2 separate regions of the Homo sapiens genome follow, and region 1 is linked to region 2. A link is an interaction called in ENCODE POLR2A ChIA-PET data of the cell type or tissue named here. Cell type or tissue: CD4-positive, alpha-beta T cell. All regions are shown on one strand. Each heading gives the region's core, and the rest is flanking DNA. Links, peaks and the distances in the headings are about the cores only.

What was found. Peaks named below come from ENCODE experiments on the same cell type or tissue, not always from the same donor. Only the 100,000 strongest peaks of a DNase experiment are listed, where the experiment ranks them.
Region 1: POLR2A ChIA-PET joins it to region 2 with 5 read pairs; 13 of 35 experiments call an interaction of 5 or more read pairs at or near these places.

The regions. Positions count from the first base shown.
Region 1 is chr19:16,343,180-16,357,998 of GRCh38, reverse strand. EPS15L1 (epidermal growth factor receptor pathway substrate 15 like 1) reads left to right here. Exons shown (of 24, transcript NM_001258374.3): 24 at 2,148-2,752. The coding sequence ends at 2,294. Among named protein-coding and RNA genes, the nearest start is that of KLF2, 26 kb to the right of the region's middle. In CD4-positive, alpha-beta T cell, for the core only: no CTCF peak of the experiment used is centred there; a DNase peak (open chromatin) is centred at 6,788; H3K27ac peaks cover 321 bases.
Region 2 is chr19:16,260,502-16,275,320 of GRCh38, reverse strand. No RefSeq gene overlaps it. Among named protein-coding and RNA genes, the nearest start is that of KLF2-DT, 57 kb to the left of the region's middle. RefSeq lists a silencer at 647-847. In CD4-positive, alpha-beta T cell, for the core only: no CTCF peak of the experiment used is centred there; a DNase peak (open chromatin) is centred at 8,560; H3K4me3 peaks cover 306 bases; H3K27ac peaks cover 594 bases.

The DNA.
Region 1 (14,819 bases), core at 4,987-8,986, 84 kb before region 2:
GGTCCCCGTCAGCTGCACTGTCTCCCTCCCACTGTTGTCAGCAGCACCATGGAATAATTTCCACCTGCACTTGTTGGTTTTTCCTTGTTTTTCTCCCCATGAGGTGTTGGAAAATTCCCCAAACTGGGGCGGGGGGGATGCTTATCTGTGCCCCTGGCAGTGACACAATGGCGGGGAGGGAGTCCGACCTGGAGACTCATCAGACCCCCAAGTGTTTAGCTGGGCAGTGCCTCTTTAAGAAGTCAAGACTCAGCCCTTCCTCCCAGGGACATCTTTTCTTGATACTGACACTCCGCCTGTCCCCCATCTGGGTCCTGAGGCCAGCTAGAGGGAGGCCTCCAGGGCCCCGCATCCCCCTCACTGCCACATCTGCCTCCCAACCAGGTTCCTTGCATTTATCTGCTCCTGCACCTTGCCCAGTCCCCCCAGCCCTGCCATCTGGCCCTCCTCTCTCCTGCTTCCCGCTCATGCCACCATCAAGCCGTGAAATATCCAGACGCTGCCAATCTGATCACCCAACTCGCTCGCCCAAGGAGCCTCCACGGGGAAATCCCAGCTCCTTCCTGGGGCCCACGAGCCCCTCCTCAGTCTGGCTTATCCCACCCCACGCTTCATCCTGGCTACCCCAAGGTCGGGCACTGAGCCTCACACCCAGAACCTCGCAGGGACGCATCCTCCCTGTCAGTTTCACCTAGTATCCTGCTCCCCACAGGCCTGGGGGGGAAAAAGTCTAGAGTGTGAGCCACCCCTTCCCTGGCCTCAGTGTCCCCAGCTGTCAGAGGGATGAGATGACAGCGGGCCCACCCCCAGGTTGTCACGCAGACCTAGTGCTGCGTGTGGTGGAGAGGCCGTGAGTGTTCCTGTGTGCTTCTTTCCCCCACCTTCCTGGGTTAGTCTGCAGGGCCCTCCTCGAGAGCCTGGGTCCTTGGGTCCTGGATCGTTCTGGGATTGTTTGTATATTTCTGCTCCCAAGGGTGCCTGGGGAAGAGCCACTGCGCATGTTATCTTTGGTGTTACTCCAGTGTTGAGCAGAGAGCTGGTCAGAGGCAGTGCATCGCAGAGAGACATTAATAAGGGAATCCTTTGAATCCCTAAGCAGCAGCAGCTTTCCTGAGGGGGCCGATGATGCCAGTGACCTCTCAGGGAAGTCTGGGACATTGGGACCCACCCTGGGGGAGGAGCTTGTGGGATGTGGCTTTTCTTTTCATGACTAAAGTACTTTGAGTTGTTTGAAATCACCTATCTCAGCATCAAGATGGTTTTCTCCCTTTTTTAAGTTTTTATTTTAACTGAACATTTTAGAAAAACACCCCACGGATAAAAACTTGACTAAATGGCAGTGTAAGTGCCACACCTTTTGTCAGTGTTCTGGGAGAAATTGACCCTCAGAGCCGGGTGCGGTGGCTCACGCCTGTAATCCCAGCACTTTGGGAGGCTGAGGCGGGTGGATCACAAGGTCAGGAGTTCAAGACCAGCCTGACCAACATGGTGAAACCCCGTCTCTACGAAACATACAAAAATTAGCTGGGCATGGTAGCGCATGCCTGTAATCCCAGCTACTCAGGGGGCTGAGGCAAGAGAATCCCTTGAACCTGGGAGGTGAATGTTGCAATGAGCCGAGATCGCGCCATTGCACTCCAGCCTGGCGACAGAGCGAGACTCCATCTCAAAAAAAAAAAAAGAAAAAGAAAAAGAAAATGACCCTCAGAGGGTCTCAGAGCTCTCTGGAGCATGGCTGGAGGTAGAAATACCACATTCCCAGAGTGCAGAATTGTCTGCGCCGTGGGGCTTTAGAGCCATGCACGCTGGAAGTTCCCCATCTTTGCACCTCTTGGCCACCAGCGTCAAGGGCCCATCCTCACTTCTCTGCGTGGGGCGGGGTGGCTGGTTTCTTTGAGGCCCAGAGGTCATGGTTAAGGTCACACTCAATCACATGCATCCCGTCCACTCTGCTTTCCAGATGGGGGGCCTGAGACAGGCTCGCACGCCCACTGGGCCCAGCCAAGACATGCTTATCCCCTGCACATCGGACCCTCCGCTGGGCGGTGGGCAGGACCCTGACCCCTCCCACGCATTCCCTGCCTCCCTCCAGCTTGCAGGTCCCAGCCCCAGGGCCACATCACCCACTCTCCGTTTTTCCTTTGCAGTTTGGCAATGAGGAGCAGCAGCTGGCGTGGGCCAAGCGGGAGAGCGAGAAGGCGGAACAGGAGAGGCTGGCGCGGCTGCGGCGGCAGGAGCAGGAGGACCTGGAACTGGCCATCGCGCTCAGCAAGGCTGACATGCCTGCCGCCTAGGCGAGGGCCGTGTGTAGGCGGGACAGGGCACGGGCGGGTTCCAGAGAGGGGGCAGTGCAGATGTCTATATATACACACACACACCGTCGCCACCGTACTCCAAGGACCGGGACTCGGGGGCTTGTTCAGGGTGAGCAGACTCGGCTGCAAGACCTGGAAAGGTCACATCTCCTGGGGAAGCCCTTACAGAGGCCTTGGCCACCACTTCTGCAGGTCCGTCTCTCCACTGTGCCATCCCCCCCGGGGCTGACTGCCTCCCGCTCTTCCTCTGGGGACGAACACACAGCGGTCAGTCGAGGAGAGGAAGCACCCAGGGCTTCCCCGCCTCCTCCCTACTCATAGCTGCAGACATCCCCACCCGCCCTCCCACGCATCAGTCAGACACTCCCCCAGTGGTGTATGCACTCGTTGTATAAAATGAAGTTTGAATGATTAATATAAAATATTTTAATACAAAACAAGAGAAGCTTCTTTAATCTCTGTAAACATTGTTTTCCCTGCATGGGTATCAGGAAGCAGATCAACCAGGTGGAACATTGCTCTTTAAATCTTAAGTTTTTACTTTTAAAAAAAATTTTTTTTTAAGAGATGAGATCTTGCCATGTTGCCCAGGCTGGTCTCAAACTCCTTGACTCACACAATTCTCCTGTCTCAGCATCCCAAAGTGCTGGGATTACAGGCGTGAGCCACCAAGCCCTGCCCATTTTTATGTTTTAACCAACTTTATTTTTTAGGACAGTTTTAAACCTGCAGAAAAATCACAAAGATACAAAGAGTTCCCATAAGCCCCTTAGACAATTTATCCTTAAAAAAAATTTTTTTTTGAAACAGGGTCTGAGCTCTGTCACCCAGGGTGGAGTGCAGTGGTGTGATCTCAGCTCACTGCAACCTCCACTTCCCCGGGCTCAAGTGATCCTCCCACTTCAGCCTCCCAAAGGGCTGGGATTACAGACATGTGCCACTGTGCCTGGCCAGTTTTAAATTTGCAGAAAGATCGCAAAGAAAATACGAAGGGTTCCCATAAGCCCCTTAGAGAGTTTACCTTATTTTTAACATCTTACATTACACATTACTTACATCCCAATTAATGAACCAATACGGATTCATTATTATTAACTAGAGTCCTTACTTTATTCAGAATTGCTCTGTTTTTTTGGCTGAGTGCGGTGGCTCATGCCTGTAATTCCAGCACTTTGGGAGGCCGAGGTGGGGGGGATCACTTGAGGTCAGGAGTTGGGGACCAGCCTGGCCAACATAGTGAAACCCTGTCTCTACTAAAAAAAAACAACACAAAAATTAGCCGCGCGTGGTGGTGCGCACTTGTAATCCCAGCTACTCGAGAGGCTGAGGCAGGAGAATCACTTGAAACTCAGGAGGTGGAGTTGCAGTGAGCCAATATCATGCCATTGCACTCTGGCCCAGGCGACAAGAAAGACACCGTCTAAAAAAAAAAATGCAGGTAGGGCACGGTGGCTCACACCTGTAATCCCAGCCATTTGGGAGGCCGAGGCAGGTGGATCATTTGAGGTCAGGAGTTCAAGACCAGCCTGGCCAACATGGTGAAACCCCGTCTCTACTAAAAATACACAAAAAATAGCCGGGTGGTAGTGGAGCATGCCTGTAATCCCAGCTACTCGGGAGACTGACGCAGGAGAATCGCTTGAACCTGGGAGGTGGAGGTTGTGGTGGGCCAAGATCGCACCTCTGCACTCCAGTCTGGGCCACAGAGTAAGACCCTGTCAAAAAAAAAAAATTCGTTTTTCCCCCTAATGTCCTTTTTCTGTCCCAGGATCCCCCATGACATTCAGACCTTACATCTCGTTAGAATTCTCTGGGCTGGGTGGAACCCCGTCTCTACTAAAAATAGAAAAATTAGCCGGGCGCAGTGGCAGGCGCTTGTAATCCCAGCTACTCAGGAGGCTGAGGCAGGAGAATCGCTGGAACCCGGGGGGCAGAGGTTGCAGTGAGCCGAGATCACACCGCTGCACTCCAGCCTGGGCGACAGAGTGAGACTCTTGTCTCAAGGAAAAAAAAAAGAATTCTCTGGGCTGTGTGAGTTTCTCAAACGTTGTGTGTTTTTGATGACAGTTACAAGGAGAACTGGTCAGGTGCTTTGTAGAATGTCCCTCCACTGGGATTTGTCTGATGTTTTTCCCGTGACTAGATGTGGAGCTGGACTTGGGGGAGGAAGACCACAGAGATGAAGTGTATTGACATCAAATCACATCAAAGATCCATGTCATCAACATGACTTAGAAGGCTGGTGTTGACCTGGATCCACTGGACATAGATTTATTTTTATTTATTATTTTATTTTATTTTGGGACAGAGTTTCACTCTTGTCACCCAAGCTGGAGTACAATGGTGTGATCTCAGCTCGCTGCAGCCTCCACCTCCCAAGTTCAAGCAATTCTCCTGTCTCAGCCTCCCAAGTAGCTGGAATTACAGGCATTAGGCAACATGCCTGGCTAATTTTTTGTATTTTTAGTAGAGATGGGGTTTTGCCATGTTGGCCAGGCTAGTCTCAAACTCCTGGCCTCAGGTAGATTTATTTTTAAAAAGCAGTTTTTCAGCCTCAGATATTTTGTTACATAGACTCGTCTCAGGGCAGTAATTCATGAGATTGAAAATACAGGGCCGGGCGTGGTGGCTAACGCCTGTAATCCCAGCACTTTGGGAGGCCAAGGCAGGTGGATCAAGAGGTCAGGAGATTGAGACCATCCTGGCCAACACAGTGAAACCCCGTCTCTACTAAAAATACAAAAATTAGCTGGGCATGGTAGTGGGCACCTGTAATCCCAGCTACTCGGGAGGCTGAGGCAGGAGAGTGGCTTGAACCCGGGAGGCAGAAGTTGCAATGAGCCGAGATCGTGCCACTGCACTCCAACCTGGTGACAGAGCAAGACTCTGTCTCAAAAAAAAAAAAAAAAAAAAAAAAAAGGCCAGGAGCAGTGGCTCATGCCTGTAATCCCAGCACTTTGGGAGGCCGAGGTGGGAGGATAACTTGAGGCCAGGAATTCGAGACCAGCCTGGCCAATGTGGTGAAACCCCATCTCTACTAAAAATACAAAAAATTAGCCAGGCGTGGTGACAGGCACCTGTAATCCCAGCTACTCAGGAGGCTGAGACAAGGAGGATCGCTTGAACCTGGGAGGCAGAGGTTGCAGTGAGCCAAGATCGTGCCACTGCAGTCTAGCCTGGGCAACAGAGCGAGACTCCATCTCCAAAAACAAAAAAAGAAAATCCTCAGGAAAAGGAAGAGAAAAAATATTGGCCATCCATTAAGTGGAAGTGGATCATCATAAAGGTCTTCTTCCTCATCATCTTCCCATTGAGTAACCCGAGGAGGAGGAGGAGGAAGGGTTGGTCTTGGGGTGGCAGAGGTGGAAGAAAATCCACATACAGGCAGGGCACAGTGGCTCATGCCTGTAATTCCAGCACTTCAGGAGGCTGAGGCGAGTGGATCACCTGAGGTCAGGAGTTCGAGACCAGCCTGGCCAACATGGTAAAACCCCGTCTCTACTAAAAATACAAAAATTAGCTGGGTGTCGTGGCAGATGCCTGTAATCCTAGCTATTAGGGAGGCTGAGGCAGGAGAGTCACTTGAACCCGGGAGGCGGAGGTTGCAGTGGGCTGAGATCGCACCACTGCACTCCAGCCTGGGCAACAAGAGTGAGACTCGGGCTCAAAACAAAGAAAATCCACATATGACTGAACCCACCCAGTTCAAACCTGTGTTGTTCAAGGGTCATCTATAAACCATAAACTGAAGTTTATGGTGGATTTGGGCGAATGTAAAGATTCCAAACCTTTGGTAATCCCCCTTTTCCAGGTTACAGACCCTCGAGGGGTCCCTGCAGTCCTGGAGATGAGGGTGTTGGGAGGGGACGTCTTCTTGGTGCCCATGGAATGGGCCTGCTTTGTGGATTGGGGCCTGGTGGGGCCTCGTGGGCTTTGTAACCTCTGAGATGCCCCTAATCTTCTCTGCAAAAACGAGCAGCTTCCTGAAAGTGGTCATGGCCGGAGGCAATTCCCAATACTTCCTTCCTCCTGCAGGAAAACCCCAGAGTGAATCTGAAGGTCCCAAGCCATGTGCTTCTGCCGTGATAGATCCCTTTGGAGAAGGCGCTGAGTCACCTCTCTCCAGGGTAGTCACAGCTTTGGCACCATTTGGTTTGGGACTTCACAATTTTCACAGCGATTCAGCTTCCATTATCTTGTTGGAAACTCAAAGCAACCTTGTAAATGAAGAGGGTGGATGTTAGCCCATTTTCCTGAGGGAAAACTGAGACTCATTCCCTGCAGTCATTTGCCCAGAGCTCCGAAGCCAGCCAGGGGCGGAGGCTCGTTTTGCTGATTTGAGAAAAGAATTGAGGGTTTCTTAGAAAACTTCAGGGTTTCTAGTTTCTTGTTGTCTTCTGCTTATTTGCATATTCACCGTACCCAGAAGAGGCAGGTGATGGCTCTTGATATCTTAGAAATGGAAAACCATGTATTGAATTAGGAGCTCTTACCCAGGGGAGGGGACGTTTTTAGGGAAAGCAGTGAACCCCTGAATGCACATTTGCTGGTTTTTTGTTTTTGTTCTTTTTTTTTTTTTTTTTTTTTTGAATCGGAGTCTTGCTTTGTCACCAGGCTGGAGTGCAGTGGCGTGATCTCAGCTCACTGCAACCTCTACCTCCTGGGTTCAAGTGATTCTCCTGCCTCAGCCTCCCAAGTAGCTGGGACTACAGGCACACGCCGCCATGCCTGGCTAATTTTTGTATTTTTATTAGAGATGAGGTTTCACCATGTTGGCTAGGATGGTCTCGATCTCTTGACCTCGTGATTCGCCTGCTTCAGACTCCCAAAGTGCTGGGATTACAGGCATGAGCCACCGCACCCAGCCCTGGTTTGTTTTTTATTGTATGTGGGTTTGCAGTGTTCATAACTTTTTATCTTTTTTTTTCCCCTTTTTTAAGAGATGGGGGTCTCGCTCTCTCACCCAGGCTGGAGTGCATGGCGCAATCATAGCCCACTGCAGCCTTGAACTCCTGGGCTCAAGTGATCCTCCTGCCTCAGCCTCCTGAGTAGCTGACCACATCCGGCTAATTTTTTTTTTTTTTTTTTTTTTTTTTTTTTTTGAGACGGAGTCTCGCTCTGTCACCCAGTCTGGAGGGCAGTGGCACGATCTCGGCTCACTGCAAGCTCCGCCTCCCGGGTTCACGCCATTCTCCTGCCTCAGCCTCCTGAGTAGCTGGGACTACAGGCGCCCGCCACCACGCCCAGCAAATTTTTTTGTATTTTTAGTAGAGACGGGGTTTCACCGTGTTAGCCAGGATGGTCTCGATCTACTGACCTCTTGATCTGCCCACCTCAGCCTCCCAAAGTGCTGGGATTACAGGCATGAGCCACCGTGCCCGGCCCTGGCTAATTTTTTTTAATTTTTATTTTATTTTTATTTTTATAGAAACAGGGTCTCACTATGTTGGCCAGGCTGATCTCCAACTCCTGGCCCCAAGTGACCCTCCCGCTTCGGCCTCCCAAAGTGCTGCTGATGACAGGTGTGAGCCACTGTGCCCAGCCTCCATCTGATTTTTAAAGAGGTCCTCAGACCCTTTAAAAAGTTAGAAGCCAGTCTCAAATCCTGTTTCCTTCCTTCCCTGCTACACACACACACACACACACACACACTCCCCTGCTGTGTAAATAATCAACATCAAATCCACAAATCCATCCCCTCTCCCATTGGCAGTCTCTTCCACGGCAAAGGACACTCACGCCCTTTCCTGAAGAATAGAGTATCCAATTGGAACAAATGTATGATGAAAATTTCCAAACATAATAGTTGAAGAGAAAAGGACAGTAAACACCCCCACCCAGCGTCAACTGTCATCCAGATTTTCCACCTTTGCCGCATGGCTGTCTTCCTTTGCTCTGGAGAAGCACTTTAGAGCAAGTTGGAGTCAGGATGCCATTTCGCCCACGTGCCCTGAAGCGCACGTCACTGAGACGTGTGGCGACTGACATGCTAACGTATACTCGATGCCAAGGTCACGTCTGAGAAAATGAACAATGACCCCTCCTAGCCATCAGATCTTTCACATAAGAGGCAACTTTTGATTGTTTTTTTTCAAATGGTTTCTTTCTCTCTCTCTCTCTCTTTTTTTTTTTTTTTTTTTTTGAGATGGAGCCTTGCTCTGTCTCCAGGCTGGAGTGCAGTGGCGCGATCTCAGCTCACTGCAACCTCCACCTCCTGGGTTCAAGCGATTCCCCTGCCTCAGCCTCCCAAATAGCTGGGATTACAGGCACCTGCCACCATGCCCGGCTAATTTTTTGTATTTTAGTAGAGATGGGGTTTCACCATGTTGGCCAAGATGGTCTCGATCTCCTGACCTCGTGATCTGCCTGCCTTGGCCTCCCAAAGTGCTGGGATTAGAGGCGTGAGCCACCGCGCCCTGCCTCTTTTTTTTTTTTTTGAGACAGAGTCTCTCTCTTGTCACCCAGGCTGGAGTGCAGTGGCGCAATCTCCGCTCACTGTAACCTCTGCCTCCTGGGTTCAAGTGATTCTCCTGCCTTGGCCTCCCAAGTAGCTGGGATTACAGGCACCCGCCACCATGCCTGGCTAATTTTTATACTTTTAGTAGAGACGGGGTTTCACTGTGTTGGCCAGGCTGGTCTCGAACTCCCAACCTCAGGTGATCCACCCGCCTTGGCCTCCCAAAGTGCTGGGATTACAAGCGTGAGCCACCGCCCCCGGCCCCTTTTCAAGTAGTTTCGATCTAGGGTTGGTTGAATCAGCAGATACAGAAACCTCCAATACAGCAGACAAGAGGCAACTTTCATTTTATTTTTGTTTCTTTATTTTTAGAGAAAGGGCCTTACTCTGTCACCCAGGCTGAAGTGCGGTGGTTGCGATCATAGTTCACTGCATCCTCAACCTCCTGGGCTCAAGTGATCCTCCCACCTCAGCCTCCCAAGTAGCTGGGACTACAGGTGTGCACCACCATGCCCAGGTAATTAAATTTTTTTTTTGTAGAGATGGGGTCTCGCTATGTTGCCCAGGCTGGTCTCAAACTCCTGGCCTAAAGCAATCCTCCAGCCTCAGCCTCCCAAAGTGCTGGGATGACAGGGGTGAGCCGACACACCCATCCGAAAGAGGCAACTTTTTTTTTTTTTCTTTTAGAGGCAGAGTCTCGCTCTGTCAGCCAGCCTGGAGTGCAGTGGCATGATCTCAGCTCACTGCAGCCTTCACATCCTGGGTACAAGCGATTCTCCTGCCTTAGCCTCTTGAGCTGGAACTACAGGCACATACCACCATGCCCGGGTAATTTCTGTATTTTTTGGTAGAGATGGAGTTTTGCCATATTGCCCAGGCTGGTCTCGAACTCCTGACCTCAGGTGATCCACCTGCCTCAGCCTCCCGAAGTGCTGGGATTACAGGCGTGAGCCACCACACCTGGTCGCAAGAGGCAACTTTTGACTGCAACCCCATTGCGTTTTGTCTCCCAGATTGTAACGAGCCGTGTCCTCTTTGTGGGTACCCTTTATCTTCTCCGCATCCAACAACCCAGTTTGGACTGGTGTTCAACTGGAATTCAAGGGCCCACATTGCCCGGTCCAAGCCATGTTTTGGAAAAGGATGACGAATGATCTACAGCCTCCTCTGAGTAAATGAAATCACATCTTCAAAGCCCATTTTATGTAAAAGGACATTCTCATCCTGGAACAGTTGTGGAAGGCTATTTTTAAAACTGTCAGGAAGCGTCTGGGAAACAAAGAAACTGCCTCTTGAAATAATGGAGTCAATATTTCTGCCTCTTATCAGATCAAGTTCCTTTGAAACATGCTACTTTTTTTTTTCCAAAATTTTCCCCAAAGTTACTAGGACCTGTACAAATTGTATCATGAGCTGTTTTTGGAAAAATATAAAAGGAAATGGAAATATGATGGTTATCGCAAGCTTATTCCAAAGAGATGACGTGATGTGGGCTTGCCTGGGTAGAGTCGTGTTTACGTTGAGTGGTCTTTATTTTTATTATATTATTATTATTATCATTATTATTATTATTATTATTATTATTTTGAGACAGTTATGCTCTTGGTGCCTAGGCTGGGGTGCAATGGTGTGATCTCAGCTCCCTGCAACCTCCACCTCCCAGGTTCAAGCAATTCTGCCTCAGCTCCCCGAGTAGCTGAAATTATAGGCACCCACCACCACGCCGGGCTAATTTTGTTTATTTTTAGTGAAGATGGGGTTTCACCATGTTGGCCAGGCTGGTCTCGAACACCTGACCTCAGGTGATCTGCCCACCTCAGCCTCACAAAGTGCTGGGATTGCAGGCAAGAGCCACTGCGCCCAGCCGAGTGGGTCTTTAAATATCACTCCTTGATTTGCTTCCTGGTTTTGTTTTGTTTTGGGGATAGGATCTTGCTCTGTTGCCCAGGCTGGAGTGCAGTGGTGTGATCATAGCTCACTGCAGCCTCGACCTCCTGGGCTCAGGCCATCCTCCTACCTCAGCCTCCTGAGTAACTGGAACCACAGGCATGTGCCACCATGCCCAGCTACTTTTTAAAAATTGGCCAGGCATGGTGGCTTACACCTGTAATCCCAGCATTTTGGGAAGCCGAGGCGGGTGAATCATGTGAGGTCAGGAGTTCAAGACCAGCCTGACCAACACGGTGAAACCCGGTCTCTACTGAAAATACAAAAAAATGAGCTGGGCATGGTGGCGGGTGCCTGTAGTCCCAGCTACTTGGGAGGCTGAGGCAGGAGAATCGCTTGAATCAGGAGGCAAAGGTTGCAGTGAGCCGATATCGCACCACTGCACTCCAGCCTGGGCAACAGGGTGAGACTGCCTCAAAAAAAAAAAAATTATTCATAGAGATGAGGTCTCTCTATGTTGCCCATGCTGGTCTGGAACTCCTGACCTCAAGCAATCCTCCTGACTCAGCCTCCCAAAGTGCTGGGATTACAGGCGTGGCCTCTGTGCCCAGCCTGATTTCCTTTCTGACTGACGTGCAGGGGTGCTCTCTATTCATGACCTTGGACCTAACCTCAGTGCACCTCAGTTTTCTTATTTGGCCAAGGAGGTTGGACCAGACAACCAGTGAAGACCTTTCTTTTTTCCTTTTTTTTTTTTTGAGACAGAGTGTCACTCTGTCACCCAGTGGCACAGTCTTGGCTCACTGCAACCTCTGCCTCCCGGGTTCAAGTGATTCTCCTGCCTCAGCCTCCTGAGTAGCTGGGATTACAAGCACCCACCACCATGCCCGGCTAATTTTTGTATTTTTGGTAGAGACGGGGTTTCACCATGTTGGCCAGGCTGGTCTCAAACTGCTCTCAGGCTGGTCTCAGGCTGGTCTCAAGTGATCTGCCTGCCTTGGCCTCCCAAAGTGCTGGGATTACAGGTGTGAGCCGCTGCGCCCGGCCCAGTGAAGACCTTTCTAGCTCTAAAAGCCCTTAAGATGATTATTCAAGTCTCCAAAAAGACACATATTTTAGGATCTCAGATAATAAAAAAAGAAAAATTGAATAAACATTATCTTATGAGCCTCATCTTTATTTAAAATATTTTGCTCACTCTTGATAACCTTAATTTCATAGTTAAGGGGGAAATCCTAGTTCAAATAACACTAATGTACAGGCCGGGCACAATGGTTCATGCCTGTAATCCCAGCACTTTGGGAGGCTGAGGCAGAAGGATCACTTGAGGCCAGGAGTTCGAGGCTGAGGTGAGCTACGATGGCACCACTGCTCTCCAGCCTGGGCGACAGAGCAAGACCCCAACTCTAAAAACAACAAAAAACTCCCCTAATATAATGTCTCAAAAATATATCAACAATGTGTAATTATATCAATATGTTATATATCAATAATATATCTCTTATAAACTTTTAAAACACCATTGCAAGAAACACTAGTTTAATAAACGAGCAATTCTGTGACTTTCCATTGTTATTCCTATATTAACCTTCACTTGGGAGAGAGAACGCTTTCTGAGGCCAGAAACAAGGACTTTGAGATCCTGGTCTGTGATGAACATTATTTCTTTGTACTAAGGACAAAGGGCAGAATTTCCACTACGAGAGCCAAAAAAAGACTCAAGACAAGATGTAGCAATTGTTCAACTGTAAACACACTTTTTAAAGGAAATGAGGATCCTAGTTCTAAGAGAACAATATGGTGGACCAGAACCCTGGTTTATTTTCCGGTTCTAGATCCTGGAGCAAGATACCTGTGGCTTCTCTTCCCCTGAGGTAGACCAGAGAAGATGTTGAAGCCATGGAGGGGCAACAAACATCTTGGAAAAGGCACAGCCTTAAGTCAGAGTTGGTGTGAAGACAGCTTCACCCCTGGAGAGTGTGACCTTGGGTTGCTCAAATCACTACTTGGAGTCCCCATTTTTCTTCATCTATAAAATAGAGGTCATTGGCCGGGCACAGTGGCTCATGCCTGTAATCCCAGTACCGTGGGAGGCCGAGGCAGGTGGATCACCTGAGGTCAGGAGTTCAAGACCAGGCTGGCCAACATGGTGAAACCCTGTCTCTACTAAAAATACAAAAATTAGCTGGATGTGGTGGCGGGTGACTGTAATCCCAATTACTCAGGAGGCTGAGGTGGGAGAATTGCTGAACCTGGGAGGCGGAGGCTACAGTGAGCTGAGATCACACCACTGCACTCCAGCCTGGTCAAGACAGACTGAGACTCCGTCTAGAAAAAAAAAAATGGAGGTATAACAGCTATCCCTCAGGGCATATTCTAGATGTTCAAGTAAAGTAGTAGAAACAGTAGTAGTGGTTTTTTTGTTTTGTTTTGTTTTGTTTGAGATGGAGTCTCACTCTGTTGCCCAGGCTGGAGTGCAGTGGCGTGATCTCGGCTTACTGCAAGCTCCCTCCGCCTCCCAGGTTCACGCCATTCTCCTGCCTCAGCCTCCTGAGTAGCTGGGACTACAGGTGCCCGCCACCATGCCTGGCTAATTTTTTGTATTTTTAGTAGAGACGGGGTTTCACCATGTTAGCCAGGATGGTCTCGATCTCCTGACCTCATGATCCACCCGCCTTGGCCTCCCAAAGTGCTGGTATTACAGGCGTGAGCCACCGCGCCCGGCTGGATTTTTTTTTTTTTAATTAAAAATTTTTAATTATGGCCAAGCTCAGTGGCTCACACCTGTAATCCTAGCACTTTGGGTGGCCTAGGCAGGAGAATCACTTGAGGCCAGAAGTTTGAGACCAGCCTGGCCAATCTGGAGAAACCCCGTCTCTACTAAAAATACAAGAATTAGTGGGGTGTGGTGGCACACACCTGTAATCCCAACTGCTTGGGAGCTGAGGAACGAAAATCGCTTGAACCTGGGAGGTGCAGGTTGCAGTGAGCAAAGATTGTGCCACTGCACTCCAGCCTGGGTGACAGAGCAAGACTCTGTCTCAAAAAAAAAAAATATTAATTATGATAAAAAACATGAAACTTACCATTTTAACCATTTAAAAATTTATTCAGCCGGGTGTGGTGGCTCACACCTGTAATCCCAGCACTTTGGGAGGCCGAGGCAGGTGGATCATGAGGTCAGGAGATCAAGACCATCCTGGCTAACACGGTGAAACCCCATCTCTACTAAAAATACAAAAAATTAGCCGGGTGTGGTGGCGGGCACCTGTAGTCCCAGCTACTTGGGAGGCTGAGGAGAATGGTGTGAACCCAGGAGGCGGAGCTTGCAGTGAGCCGAGATCGCACCACTGCACTCCAGCTGGCTGAAAAAGCAAAACTCTGTCTCAGGAAAAAAAAAATTATTCATTTATTTTATTTTATGTATGTGTTTATTTATTGAGACAGGGTCTCACTCTGTTGCCCAGGCTGGAGTGCAGTGGTGCGATCTCGGCTCACTGCAGCCTTCGCACCCCGGGCTCAAGTGATCCTCCCATTTCAGCCTTCTGAATAGCCGGGGCTATAGGCATGCAGCACCACGCCTGGCTAATTTTTGTATGTTTTCTAGAGATAGAGTCTCACTACTTTGTGCAGGCTGGTCACAAACTCCTGAGCTCAAGGGATCCTCCCAAAGTGTTGGGGTTACAGGTGTGAGCCACCATTCCTGGCCTAAATTTATTTTTAATTTATAGAAATTTTTATTCTTTTTTTATTTTTTTAGAGACAGGTTGTCACTATGTTGCCCGGGCTGGATTCAAACTCCTAGGCTCAAGCAATCCTCCCGCCTCGGCCTCTGGAGTAACTGGGCCTACAGGTGCATGCCACTGCATCCAGCTCCACTTTAACCACTTTTTTTTTAAAAAAACCACTTTCAAGTGCGTGGTTCAGCAGTGTTAAATATATTCACACCATTCTGCAACAGATCTCTAGAACTTTCTCATTTTGTGAAATTGACACTCTGTACCCATTGAGCAATTCCCCATAACCCCACTTCCGCCTCCTAGCCAGTGGTACTGGTTTTTGTTATTATTCATTCAGATGGGTATTATTCTTATTATTTTAGATGGAGTCTCACTGTGTCACCTGGGCTGTAGTGCAGTGGCACGATCTCAGCTCATGTA
Region 2 (14,819 bases), core at 6,796-10,795:
GACTACAGGCACCTGCCACGATGCCCGGCTAATTTTTGCATTTTTAGTAGAGACGGGGTTTCATCATGTTGGCCAGGCTGGTCTCAAACTCCTGACCTTGTGATCCTCCCACCTCGGCCTCCCAAAGTGCTGGGATGACAGTCATGAGCCACCGTGCCTGGCTTTTTTTTTTTTTAAGAAATTCATACAATATAAAATTACCCATTTTAAAGTCAGCAGGCTGTGCACAGTGGCTCACGCCTGTAATCCCAGCACTTTAGAATCTGCCCCGAGGCAGGCAGATCACCTGAGGTCAGGAGTTCGAGACCAGCCTGGCCAATGTGGTGAAACCCTGTCTCTACTAAAAATACAAAAAATTAGCCGGGTGTGGTGGCGGGTGCCTGTAATCTCAGCTACTCGGGAGGCTGAGGCAGGAGAATCACTTGAACCTGGGAGGCAGAGGTTGCAGTGAGCCGAGACTGCATCATTGCACTCCAGCCTAGGCGACAAGAGCAAGACTCTGTCCCAAAAAATAAAATAAAAATAAAAACAAAAATAAATAAAGTGAGTAATTCAGAGGTATTTAGTACACTCAGAATATTGTGTAACCACCACCTCTATCTAATTCCAAAATACTTTCATCCCTGCCAAAAGCAGGCCTTGTCCCCATCAGCAATCACTCCCCACTCCCCCACAGCCGGTGGCAACCATGCTTCCTCTTCTTCCTCTTTCTGTCTCTGTGGATTTGCCTGTTCTGGGCATTTCATATCAATGGAATCTCACACTACGCGGCCTTGGTGTCTGGCTTCTCTCATTTGGCGTTATGTTTTCGAGCTCATCCTCCTTGTAGAATGGATCAGTGCTTCTTTCCTTTCTATATCTGATTAAGTACATTACTTTTTTTGTTTGTTTTTGGGACAGAGTCTCACTCTGTCTCCAGGCTGGAGTGCAGTGGCAAAATCTTGGCTCACTGCAACCTCTGCCTCCCAGGTTCAAGCGATTCTCCTGCCTCAGCCTCCTGAGTAGCTGGGACTACAGGCGAGCGCCACCACGCCCGGCTGATTTTTGTATTTTTAGTAGAGGTGGGGTTTCACCCTGTTGGCAAGGATGGTCTTGACTTCTTGACCTCGTGATCCACCCACCTCTGCCTCACAAACTGCTGGGATTACAGGCGTGAGCCACCGCGCCTGGCCAAGTACATTACTTTTTAAAAATCAAGGCTTTAGGCTGGGTGCGGTGGCTCACGCCTGTAATCCTAGCACTTTGGGAGGCTGAGGCAGGAGGATGCCTTGAGGTCAGGAGTTGGAGACCAGCCTGGGCAAACACAGCAAGACCCCCATCTCGACAAAAAATAAAAAATAAAATTAGCCAAATGTGGTGGTGCATGCCTGTAGTCCCAGCTACTTAGGAGGCTGAGGTAGGAGGATCACTCAAGCCCAGGAGTTGGAGGCTGTGGTGAGCCATGATCGTGCCACTGTACTCCAGCCTAAGCAACAGAGCTCTCCCTCTGTCTCTTAAAAAAAAAAAAAAATCAGGCTGGGCATGGTGGCCCACAGTGCCTGTAATCTCAGCACTTTGGAAGGCCGAGGCGGGTGGATCACCTGAGGTCAGGAGTTCGAGACCAGCCCGACCAACATGGTGAAACCCTGTCTCTACTAAAAATACAAAAAATTAGCCAGGAGTGGTGGTGGGCGCCTGTAATCCCAGCTACTTGGGAGGCTGGGGCAGGAGAATCGCTTGAACTTGGGAGGCGGAGGTTGCAGTGAGCTGAGATTGCGCCGTTGCACTCCAGCCTGGGTGACAATAGAGAGACTCCGTCTCAAAAAAAAAAAAAAAATTAGGGCTTTGCTTATAGAAATGCAAAATGCTATATTTGGCAAACATCAAGTGATGTTTGTTTGGTTTGTTGTTGTTTTTTTTAAATCCACTCCACAAATAGCTCCAAATTGGCTCATGCTACCAAACATCACAAGTCCCAGCGCTTTGCCACAAGCCCAGGGGCCTCCTGTGAAGGAGTCCTGGGCTCGGACAGGGCCCTGTGGGAATCACGTTTTAATTAAAAAGTCATACAATGACAGGCTCCCAAGCAGCATAGGCCTGAGCCTGGCGGGGCGAGAGCCATGCTTGACATTCCAGGCTGGCCTCCTTGGAGCCCCGGCAGCCGCAGAAGTCCCCAAGCCGAGCCAGGAATAGTTCTGCCTTTTATTTGGAAAAAGAATTACAGGGCGAGTGGCCCAGCCCCGGGTTTGCTGCTTCGAAGCCGTATTTTTGAACACGACCCTAACCACACACTTGCATTGGATAGTTCGTTCCAGGCTAAATGCTGTCAGCTGCCTAAACACTCAGCTCGCAGCTCTAAACACAGGTTCTTTTTTCTTCTTGTTTGAAGGTCTATCCGTCTATTTTTGTGCAAAAACATATTTAAAATCTTGCTGGCTCAGGAGGCCCTAGCAGCTGCCAAGGCCGCCTTCTCTCTCCTCCCCCTATGTGAATCTCAATTAGACCTGCCTTGTTCTTGTGAATTTTCCTAGGTAGGGGAGTCACCTCTTGGTTCCCCAAATTTGCCCCCAGCCCATTGAGTGTGAACCTCTAGGATTGATAGCCCCGCTGGCCATGCTGAGACAGGTGGGTTCCTAGAGGCAGAATTGGGTGTTGCTACCAGGAAAAGCAAGATGCATGATGGGAAAGAAAAGGATCCAGTGGTCACAGTGGTTAAGCCAAGATTTGAACTTGGGTCCTAGTTAGTTGAAAGCCATAAGGGTTCAAAACTACTGAGCCATTGCTGGTGGGAATGTCAAATGATGCTGTCGTTGAAGCCTGGTAGGTCCTCAAAAAGTTAAACACAGGCTGGGTGCAGTGGCTCACACCTGTAATCCTAGCACTTCAGGAGGTTGAGGCAGGAGGATTGCTTGAGCTTAGGAGTTCGAGACCAGCATGGGCAACATGGTGAAACCCTGTCTCTATGAAAAGCATAAAAAAATTAGCCAGGCGAGGTGATGCACCTGTATTCCCAGCTACTTGGGAGGCTGAGGGAGTAGGATCAGCTGAACCCAGGAGGTTGAGGCCATGGTGAGCTGTGATTGAGCCACTGCACTTCAGCCTGGGCAATAGAGTGAGACCTTGTCTCAAAAAAAAAAAAAAGTTAAACACAGAATTGCCATAAATATGGCCCAGCAATTCCACTCCTAGGTATATCCCCAGAAGAGTGGAAACAGGTGTTCAAATAAATCCCTGGACATGAATATTCATAGCAGCATTATTCACAATAGCCAAAAAGTGGGAGCAATGCAGATGTCTATTAAAGGGTGAATGGACCAGCAAAACATGGCCCATCCGTGCAAGGGAATATTATTCAGCCTTAAAAAGGAATGAAGGGCCAGCATGGTGGTTCACGCCTGTCATCCCAGCAGTTTGAGAGGCTGAGGTGGGCAGATCACCTGAGGTCAGGAGTTCGAGACCAGCCTGGCCAGCATGACGAAACCCTGTCTCTACTAAAAATAAAAAAATCAGCCAGACGTGGTGGCAGCTACCTATAATCCCAGCTACTCAGGAGGCTGAGACACAAGAATCGCTTGAACCCGGAGGTGGAAGTTGCAGTGAGCCGAGATCGTGCCACTGCAATCCAGCCCGGGTGACAGAGCGAGACGTTGTCTCAAAAAAAAAAAAAAAATAGCCGGGCACGGTGGCTCACACCTGTAATCCCAGCACTTTGGGAGGCCAAGGCGGGCAGATCACAAGGTCAGGAGTTCGAGACAAGCCTGACCAACATAGTGAAACCCTGTCTCTACTAAAAATACAAAAATTAGCCCAGCATGGCGGTATGCGCCTGTAGTCCTAGCTACTGGGGAGGCTGAGGCAGGAGAATCGCTTGAACCAGTGAGGTGGAGGTTGTGGTGAGCCGAGATCGCACCACTACACTCCAGTCTCCAGTACTCCAGCCTGGGTGAGACTGGAGTGAGACTGGGCACGACTGGAGTGAGACTGGGTGAGACTCCATCTCAAAAAAAAAAAAAAAAAAAAAGAAAGGAAAGTGGGAGGTGTCTAGATCTCTCCCCAAGCAGAGAATTTATTTGAGGTTTCAGGGTGTATTTTGAAAGCTCACAAGAAATTTTCCTTCTCTTCCTGAACGTTTTCTTGTCAGCTTTGCTATAAGACCACATGCAATCTTTCCTTTTTTGTTTTTGTTTTGTTTTGAGATAGGATCTCTACACTGCCTGGGTTGGAGTGCAGCAGCCCAATCACGGCTCACTGCAGCCTCAACTTCCTAGGCTCAAACGATCCTCACATCTCAGCCTCCCAAGTAGCTGGGACTACAGGCACGCGCCACCACGCCTGGCTAATTTCTTTTTATGTTTTGTAGAGACGAGGTCTTTCTATGTTGCCCAAGCTGGTCTCAAGCTCCTGGCCTTCTAAAGTGGTGAGATTACAGATGTGATCTTGTACCACTGCACCAGGCCTTTTTTTTCTTTTTTTAAGAGATGGGGTCTCACTCTGCTGCCCAGGCCAGATTCAAGCTCTCAGGCTCAAGTGATCCTCCTGCCTCAGCCTACTGAGTAGCTGGGACTATAGGCACACACCACCACGTCCAGCTAATTTTTGTATTTTTTGTAGAGAGGGGTTTTTGCCATGTTGCACAGGCTGGTCTGGAACTCCAGAACTCAAGCGATCCTCCTGCCTGGGCCTCCCAAAGTGCTGGGATTGCAGGCATGCACCACTGCACCTGGCCTAGGCCTTTGTTTTTTAAGAGATGTGGTCTTGGCTGGGCGCGGTGGCTCACTCCTGTAATCCCAGCACTTTGGGAGGCTGAGGTGGGTGGATAATTTGAGGTCAGGAGTTCGAGACCAGCCTGACCAACATGGTGAAACCCCGTCTCTACTAAAAATACAAAAATTGCCCAGGCATGGTAGCGTATGCCTGCAATCCCAGCTACTTGGGAGGCTGAGGCAGGAGAATCGCTTGAACCTGAGAGGTGGAGGTTGCAGTGAGCTGAGATTGTGCACTCCAGCTTGGGGGACAGAGCAGGACTCTGTCTCAAAAAAAAAAAAAAAAAAAAAAAAAAAAAGAGATGAGGTCTCCCTATGCTGCCCAGGCTGGATTCAAACTCTCAGCCTCAAGCGATCTTCTTGCCTTGGCCTCCCGAGTAGCTGGGACTACAGGTGTGTGCTGCTGCTCCCAGCTCTCCCTCTGAACCTGGCACACAATTCCCCAGACACACTTTGCTCACTATTGAACAAATTGTCCCAGCTGGGTGCAGTGGCTCACGCCTGTAATCCCAGCACTTTGGGAGGCCAAGGCGGGCAGATCACCTGAGGTCGGGAGTTCGAGAACAGCCTGACCAACATGGAGAAACCCCGTCTCTACTAAATATACAAAATTAGCTGGGCGTGGTGGTGGGTGCCTATAATCCCAGCTACTCGGGAGGCTGAGGCAGCAGAATCGCTTGAACCTTAGACAGGGAGGTGGCAGTGAGCCGAGTTACGCCATTGCACTCCAGCCTGGGCAATAAGAGCGAAACTCTGTCTCAAAACAAAACAAAACAAAACAAAACAGTCCCTGAGCCACTCCTGTGCCCCTGAGACAGGCACAGTCTCTGTCCTCATGTAGCTCTCAGGTTAGATGCAAGCAGTAGACTGGCAAACAGTCATCAATAGAGCTCTGGGACTGCTTATTGGCTGGACATGGTGGCTCACGCCTGTAATCCCAGGACTTTGGGAGGCCGAGGCATGTGGATCACCTGAGGTCAGGAGTTCAAGACCAGGCTAGCCAACATGGTGAAACCTCGTCTCTACTAAAAATACAAGAATTAGCTGGGCGTGGTGGCGGGCGCCTGTAATCCCAGCCACTTGGGATTCTCCTGAGGCAGGAGAATCACTTGAACCCGGGAGGCAGAGATTGCAGTGAGCCGAGATCACGCCACTGCATTTCAGCCTGGGCAACAGAGTAAGACTGTCTCAAAAAATAATAATAAAAATAAAAATAATAAACAAATAAATAAAGCTCTAGGTACTGAGGTTCCAGGGCAAAAAATGAATTGAGGCGAGGGGAAAAGAGGGCCCATTGGTGCATTTAGCTGGGGGAGTCAGGGAGGGTTTTTCCCAGGAGGAGAGAGAGGCCAGTGGCAACCTCCAGGAAGATTCTAGAAGGTGCCCCCAGCAGGGGGGGGGGATGGACAGTGCAAAGGCCCTGAGCCTCGCAGCCATCCTGCGAGGTTGATATTTTTAGTCCCATTGCTCAGGCGGATAAACTAAGGCTCACTTCTTGAAGGAGCTCCAGAGAGTCAATGGCTAAGCTGGGCTCCGATCCTGGCTTTTGGAGGAGGGTCCTCTCCCAGTCCTGCCTACATGGGCAGCTCACGAGGAAGCCAGGTGGGTAGGGGGATGCAGGCAAGGCGGACGAGGGAGCCGGGGAAGCCAGGCGCCAGGCAGACGGGCTGGTGGGTGGGCGGAGGAAGTGGCTTAGCAGGTAGACAGGTAGCAAAGGCGCAGAAACCCCAGTGTGGGCGGGTGGGGGGCCCAGCTCCTGTTGCCACATCTGAGGGGCAGCCCCTGGCACCTTTCCTGCTGGGAGAAGCGGAGGAGCAGCTGGGTGGTTGCGGCTCCCAGCAGGAGCTCACCTGGTCATGGCTTAGGTGACAAGGAGCTCAGTACCTACCTCCTTCAGCCGCTGCCCAAAATGCCTTCTATCCAGAGGTTCAGAGCTGCCTCCTGGGTTTCCCGGTGCTAAAGTGAAAAAGGCCTTCTTGATCTTCTTTTGTCTGTTTTGTTTTTTAACAGTTTTGTTGAGATATAATGCATCGACCACACAATTCACTCATTTAAAGTGTCCAGCTCAGCCGGGCGTGGTGGCTCATGCCTGTAATCCCAGCACTTTGGGAGGTTGAGGCGGGAGGATCCCTTGAGGCCAGGAGTTCAAGACCAGCCTGGGCAACACAGTGAGACCCCATCTCTATAAAAAAAAAAAAAAAAAAGCAAGCAAGCAAGCAAGCAAGAAAATTAGCCAGACATGGTGGTGCACCCCTGTAGTCCCAGCTACTCAGGAGGCTGAGGTGGGAGGATTGCTTGAGCCTGGAAGGTTGAGACTGCGGTGAACTGAGATTGCACCACTGCACTACAGCCTGGGTGACAAAGTGAGACCCTGTCTCAAAATAATAATAATAATAATAATAACAAAGATTCCAATTCAATGGGTTTTAGGGTATTCACAGAGTTCTGCAACCATCACCACTCCATTTGGGAACATTTTATTTTATTATTTATTTATTTATTTATTTTTGGCATGGTGTCTCTCTCTGTCGCCCAGGCTGGAGTGCATTGGTGCAATCTTGGCCCACTGCAGCCTCTGCCTCCCAGGTTCAAGCAATCCTCCTGCCTCAGCCTCCCAAGTAGCTGGGATTACAGGCATGTGCCACCATGTCCAGCTAATTTTTGTAATTTTAGTAGAGACATGGTTTAGCCATGTTGGCCAGGCTGGTCTCGAACTCCTGGCCTCAAGTGATCCACCTGCCTCGGCCTCCCAAAGTGCTGGGATTACAGGTGTGAGCCACCGTGCCCGGCCTGTTTGAGAACATTTTAATCACCTCAAAAGGAAACCCCTTCCCCTTTAGCTATCAACCTCCATCCTGTTCCCATCCCAGCCCCCAGCCTTAAGCAACTACTAATCAGCTTTCTGGCTCTACGCATTCCCTGGCATTGCCAGGCCCTCCTCCTCCCATCCAACCTGCTTGTGGCTTCTCCCCAGCGTCCCCTCCTGAATGGTGTCACTGAATCCTCACACCATCCCCATTTCACAGATGAGAAAACTGAAGCTGGGAGTAGAACCAGGATTCAAACTTCACCCTGGCTCTTAACCTCCCCACTCCCCAGCTTAAACCCTGCCAAATCCCTATTGCTCTTCAGATAAGCCCCAGCTCATTAATTAACCTGACTTTGCCAGAAGCTCTTTTTTTTTTTTTTTTTTTTTTACTTTTTTGAGACAGGGTCTGGCTCTGTCACCCAGGCTGGAGTGCAGTGGTGTGATCCTGGCTCACTGTAACCTCCACCTCTCAAGGTCAAGTGCAAACAATTCTCCCACCTCAGCCTCCCAAGTAGCTGAGACTATAGGCACGCACCCTGCCTGGCTAATTTTTTTTTTTTCTTTGTAGAGATGGGGTTTCGCCATGTTGGCCAGGCTGGTCTTGAACTTCTGGACTCAAGCGATCCTCCCACCTCAGCCTCCCAAAGTGCTGGGATTATAGGCATGAGCCCCTGCCCCCAGCCTGTCACAAGGTTCTTATCTCCAAACCTCTGCCCATGCAGGTTCTTCCACCTGCAATGCCTACCCCATCTTCTGCAACTAACCCTCCCTCGCTCCCTTCCAGCATCCCTTCCTCCAGGAAGTCTTCCCAGAAGCCCCTCGACCCAGCCCTGCTTCCCCCCTCCCCAATGCCCTGACCCCTGGGCTGCAAGACCGGGATACATCAAATGGAGAATCTCTGAAAACAAGGCCCGTAAACAAGTTGTCGGGCGCCTTGAAGGCCCTTATCAGCAGGGATCGCGATGAGGGGGCCTGATAAACAAGCTGCTTTGTGCCAAGCACCCTGCGATGACATGGCTGGCTCTTCTGAGAAGTGCACGGAGGGGCCCCGAAACCACCGCGTCCCGCCACTGATAGCAGATAACAGCACCCTAAGTTGTGGTTTTTTAAGACACCAAACTGGTGGCACCAGGTCAGGAGAGCAGGGTGAGAACAAAACAGTATCAGGACCCGGCTGCGGTCAGGGGCAGAGGACAGTGCGTGTGTGCTTGGGGGAAGGAAATTGGGGACCCCAAAGCTGCTCAGAGGGATGTGGGGGCCCCCAGGGCTGGACAATAGACCTGGTGGGTTGTTATGATGCGCCGCGGGGCTTTTTCTGTCCATTTCACAGATAGGGAAACTGAGGCCTCGTTGGTCCCTGTGCCCCTCCCTAGGTCTGGCCTGGGCGAGTGGGTGTCCGTTGCCAGATGGATCCTAAACACCCTTTATTTCATAGACGGGGGCTGGGGGTATTGAAGTGAGCCCCTGTCAGGCCTGGAGTTACTGGGGAGCTTGCAGAAAGCTCAGGTTTCCCTGTCCAGGTTGGTGGCCTCTTTGTATCACAGTCAAGTCACCATGAAGCAACAGCACGTCGTGGGCAGCACGGTCTTTGTGGCTGGCAGGAGGTGGCCAGGGACTCAGTCCCTGGGGCGGCCAACTCAGTTCTGCCTTACAGGAGACAGAGCCTCCACGCAGTTCCCAAATGCATCCATGCTGTTCCATGCAGTTTCACACTGTTCCATCTTCCACAGGAAGGTCTGCAAAGACCTGAATTCCTTGCACCCTGGGGTCTCCATTTGAAGGCCTGAAGCACCAAAGGTAGGGCTGACTCTGTGGTATGTCCCTCTTCTTTCAATAAATATTTTTAGAGCAGTGGTGGAGAACGGAGCCCTGTCCCAGGTTTGAAATAAAACCCAAACCTGGCCGGGCACAGTGGCTCACACCTGTAATCCCAGCACTTTGGGAGGACGAGGTGGGCGGATGACTTGAGGCTGGGAGTTCGAGACTAGCCTGGCCAACATGGTGAAGCCTTATCTTTACTAAAAATACAAAAATTAGCCAGGCATGGTGGCTCGCACCTGTAATCCCAGCTATTCAGGAGGCTGAGGCAGGAGAATTGCTTGAACCCGGGAGGTGGAGGTTACAGTGAGCTGAGATTGCACCACTGCACTCCAGCCTGGGTGACAGAGCCAGACTCCATCTCAGAGACAGACAAACAACAAAACAAGACAAAACACAAACCTCTCACTGAGGCCCTCAAGGCTCTGTGGTCTGGCCCCGGCCACCCTGTGACCCCATCTCCTCCTGCACACCAGCCTCCCCAACACACCAGCCTCCCCACAGTTCCATGATCACACCAGGCATGGTCCTGCCTCAGGGTCTTGGCACTGTCTGTTCCCTCTGCTGCAAATGCTGTTCCCTTCAGCCACTCCTTTATCTCCTGCTGGTCTCAGCTTAAATGTCACCTCCTCAGAGAGAACCTCCTTGACCTTCTCGGCTAAAATGACCCTCCGGGTCCCACCTACCATGTCATGACCTATTTTTCTCCATCACAAAGATTTCACTCAATGTTATTTTGCCCACTTCATGGCTGTCCAAAACAGGCGAATCCAAAGACAGAAAGCAGATTTGTGGTTGTCAGGGTTCTGGGGAGGGGGATAAGTGACTGCTTCTCAGTCACTTCTGAGGTGGCCAACTCAGTTGGAGACGGGGTTTCCCTTTGAGGGGATAAAATGTTCTGAAATTAGGTATAGGTGATGGTTGTACAACCTCATGAGTGTGCCCCAAACCCACTGAATCATATACTTTAAAGCAAATGGTGAATTTTGTGTTGTGTGAATTTTATTTCAATTTTTTAAAAAGTTGGCCGGGCGTGGTGGCTCATGCCTGTAATCCCAGCACTTTGGGAGGCCAAAGATAGTGCATTGCCTGAGGTGAGGAGTTCGAGACCAGCCTGGCCAACATGGTGAAACCCCATCTCTACTAAAAATAAGAAAATTATCTGGGCGTGGTGGCAGGCGCCTGTAATCCCAGCTACTCAGGAGGCTAAGACAGGAGAATCACCTAAACCTGGGAGGCAGAGGCTGCCCTGAGCCGAGATCACACCATTGCACTCCAGCCTGGGTAAGGAGAGTGAAATTCCGTCTCAAAATAAATAAATAAATAAAATAAAAATTTAAAAATTCAACCCAGGTGCAGTGGCTCACGTCTGTATTCCCAACACTTTGGGAAGCCGAGGCAGGAGGATCGCTTGAGCCCAGGAGTTCAAGACCAGCCTGGGCAACAGTGTGACCCCGTCTCTACAAAAAATGTAAAAGTTAGCTGGGTGTGGTGGTGCATGCCTGTAGTCCCAGCTAGCTACTCGGGAGGCTGAGGTGGGAGGATCACTGGAGCACAGGAGGTCAAGTCTGTACTGAGCCATGATGAACCTGCTGCACTCCAGCCTGGGTGACAGAGTAAAATCCTGTCTGAAAAAAATCAAAATAAAATGGTGAATTTATGTTGTGTGAATTTTATCTCAATTTTTTTTTAAAAGTCAGAGCTAGCAGCCAGGCACGGTGGCTCACACCTGTAATCCCAGCACTTTGGGAGTCTGAGGCAGGCAGATCACTTGAGGCCAGGAGTTCAAGACCAGCCTGGCCAATGTGGTGAAATCCCATCCCTACTAAAAATATAAAAATTAGCCGGGCGAAGTGGGGGGGCACCTATAATGCCAGCTACTTGGAAGGCTGAGGCAGGAGAGTCTCTTGAGCCTGGGAGGCGGAGGTTGCAGTGAGCCGAGATCATGCCACTGCACTCCAGTCTGGCGACAGAGCAAGACTCCGTCTTAAAAAAAAAAAAAAAAAGTCAGATCTAGCTGCTGGGATCATTCCTGCTTCAGGGCAGGGGGTTTGGGGGTCTACATGAGCCGTTCCTGCTCCCTGTTCCTCTAGCCCAGCAACCAGGATTTGGGGCCTCCGGTGCGCAGAGCAAGTCCTAAGCGCTGTGGGTGCTGGAAGCCGGCTTGGCAAACGGGAGCGGGGGTCAGGGAGGCCTATGTCCAGCAGCCGTGCCCAGGTGGCAGCAACTCAGGCCAGAGTGGGTTAAAGGGGAAGTGGATCTTTTCATGGTCCCCAGGTTTCTGGATTTGCATCGACCACTTTTACATAAAAATCTTTCCAGGCTGTGCCCAGCGGGCCCTGAAGCCGGCCGTGGGGTCGGGGGCTGGGTGGGCAGCTTCTGCGGGAGGTTTCTGCAACACAGGGTGCCCCTCGCTGGTTCCTGTTTTGGGGGAATGTTATCACCATTGGCTTCTTAGAAAGAGCTGGAGGTGGGGGAGAGAACCCAGCACCTTCAGAGCCTCACTGGTCACTTTTATCCTCTCTTTGCCTGGTGGGGGAGGAAGACAGAGCCCCATCCAGGGATCAGCAAGGGGACACCCCTGGGGGAAATGACAGTGGCTGGGTATCTCCGGTGTGCCTGGCCTTTTTTTTTTTTTTTTTTTTTTTTGAGACAGTCTCGCTCTGTCACTCAGGCTGGGGTGCAGTGGCGCAATCTCAGCTCACTGCAAACTCTGCCTCCCGGGTTCAAGCGATCTTCCTGCCTCAGCCTCCTGAGTAGCTGGAATTACAGGCACCTTTCACCACGCCTAGCTAATTTCTGTATTTTTAGTAGAGATAGGGTTTCACCATGTTGGTCAGGCTGGTCTCAAACTCCTGAGCTCAAGTGATCTTCCTGCCCCGTCCTCCCAAAGTGCTGGGATTACAGGCGTGAGCCACTGCGCCATGCCAGGTGTGCCTGGCTTTCTATGTGCTGTGGGTTATCTTTGGGGACCCCTGGCGAGAAGTGTCACCCCCCAGACCTGTTGTTTAGCTGAGAAGAACTGGGGCTTGTAGGAGGGATGGCCCAAGCTGAGCTGGAGTTTGGTCCCGAGCCAAGCTGATAACACTCCCTGCTAAAGATAAGGTGGGCCTGACCCCGTGTATTCAGCCAGCAAATATTTACTGAGCGCCTTTCGGTGCCAGGCTCCAGGCTGGGGAGTCAGAAGTAGGATGGATGGAGAAGCAGGGAGAAAGCCAGCTGGGTCCTGCCCTCCCACGGGTAGCGGTGGGGATGGACGAGCAAAAGGCAGAAAACCAAGGTGACTCTGGAGAGACCACAGTTGAAGACAAGACCACAGTGGGGGTGATACTGAGGGGCCTGAAGTGTCTGGAACAGGCAAATCTGTAGAGACAGAAGGTGGCTTAGTGATGGCCAGGAGCTGGGGGACACAGTGTAACTGGGTGTGACTGGTGAAAGGGTATGAGGTCGCCTTTAGGGGTCAGAGAAGAGAAAGATTCCCTATGGGGAGGTTTAGGGGAAGGAGACCCCAGGTCAAGGTGCAGCCCGGATAAAGGCTCGAGGTAAGGCCAGGAGCTGTGGCAAGGGTGCCTGGGTGGTGATCTGCCCAGATGGTGTCCCCGAACCCCCTGCCCTGCGTGTGGCACGAGTCCCTTCTCATCAGTGCCTTTTTACTTCTTCCATTTCCCCCAATGCGGCTGAATTTGCATTACTGAGTTATTTCTTTTTAGAACTCCTACCTTCTCCCCTTCCCCCAGAGTTTTTCCTGGTGCAAGCTGAGGGTGCCACCCCCACCCCCACGGCATTCGAAGATCAGAGAGTTTCCTCCTTGGGGCCGGGCTTCTCAGAAAAGCCACCTCTGCAGTGCTCGGGTTATGAAATGCCCCCTCCACTGCCCAGGCACTCTTGGCTGGAATCGCAGTGAAATCCGTGGTAAAGAGTCGCTGGGCTGCCTGCAGAGGGGTCGAAGATGAGACTCACCCTCCCAGGCCCCCGTTTGACAGGTGAGGACACTGAGGCCAGTGAGCTCAGAGTGAGACTCAAACTTGGGAGATCTGGCTGATTCTTGGGCACAGAGGTTGTGACCACTCTCCAAGTGGGTGCAGCTGGGAGAAAGTGGCCCTTGGGCGAGCTGGGCCAGGCTCACATTGCCCCTCCACCTCCTACTTGTAGCCAAGCAGCCTGGATTCACCGGGCCTCAGTATTCCCCTCTGGCAGATGGGCTGAGCAACCCTTTACCACTCAATCATAAATGCCCTTGCTCATGGCTTCAACCGCCCTTCCACATGTCCATTCCACTTAATCATCAGCCTCCACTTAAACTTCTCGGCTTGGCACCTGTCTCGGGGTAACATCCATGCACCCTGCTGTGGCTTTTGAGGGTCTGCATGGCTGGTCCCTGCCCCCACCCAGCCACACGGGCCTCTGCCAGGTCCCTCAAACACCAAGGCTGCCTCAGGACACCAGGCCTTAGCCGCGCCGTGCCTCTTGCCTGCAGTGCCCTTCCCGAATCCATCCATGCCCTCAAACCTCACCTAGTTATTATCTACTTAGCTTTCATTCTCAGTCCGAGACATCAAACTGCTTTCTTTCCTTTTCTTCTTTTAAAATATTTTATTCAAGGAAAACATACAGACATTAAAGTACCCAAATCCTAGGTACACAGTTCTGTAACTTCTCATAAAGGGACTATGCCCAGGTAACCAGCAGCCAGCTCAAGAAACAGGACACTCCGGCTGGGCTTGGTGGCTCATGCCTGTAATCCTAGCATTTTGGGAGGTCGAGGCAGGAGGATTGCTTGAGGCCAGGGGGAGTTCAAGTCCAGCCTGGGTACATAGCAAGATCCCATCTCTACCAAAAAAGAAAAGAGAGAGAAAAAGAAACAAGACATCCCCATCCCCACCACCTTCATCAAAGCTCCCTTGTGGGGCTCAATATTTGGAATTGACGAATGGTTACGTGAACGGGCCCATTGCCTATGACATAGGTGTCCAGCAAGCCGCTGAGCCCATGGGTTGCATTACTGGAGGTATAGACTCCAGAATGGGGAAGGTGATTTCCCTCTCCATTCTGGGCTGGTCAATGCTGTCAGGCAGGGGGCCCTGCCACTTCAAAATGGGGATAGATGGATAGTGGCAGGTTTGGGGAAGACCACCATGGTGTGTGTGTGTGTATGTGTATACACACTTCTAAGTGGTGTCCTGGGAGAAGGCCCTGGAGGCTTTAGGGCATTTAACCTAGAGAAGGACTGACTTAGGTCTCTGTCAGCAGTCCCAGGTGGCTGGATGGCAGAGCAGGGCAGGGTGGGGACTGAGCCACTCTGAAGGAGGCACCCACTTTCACTAAGCCACACACTAGGCTGCCCCGGCTGGCAGTGAGCATGTCGTCAGGAAAGAGATGCCAGTCCAGTGCCTCCCTGGCAGCAAACTGAGCCAAGTGGTTGTGTGGCATGAACTAGAAGACATCTTGAC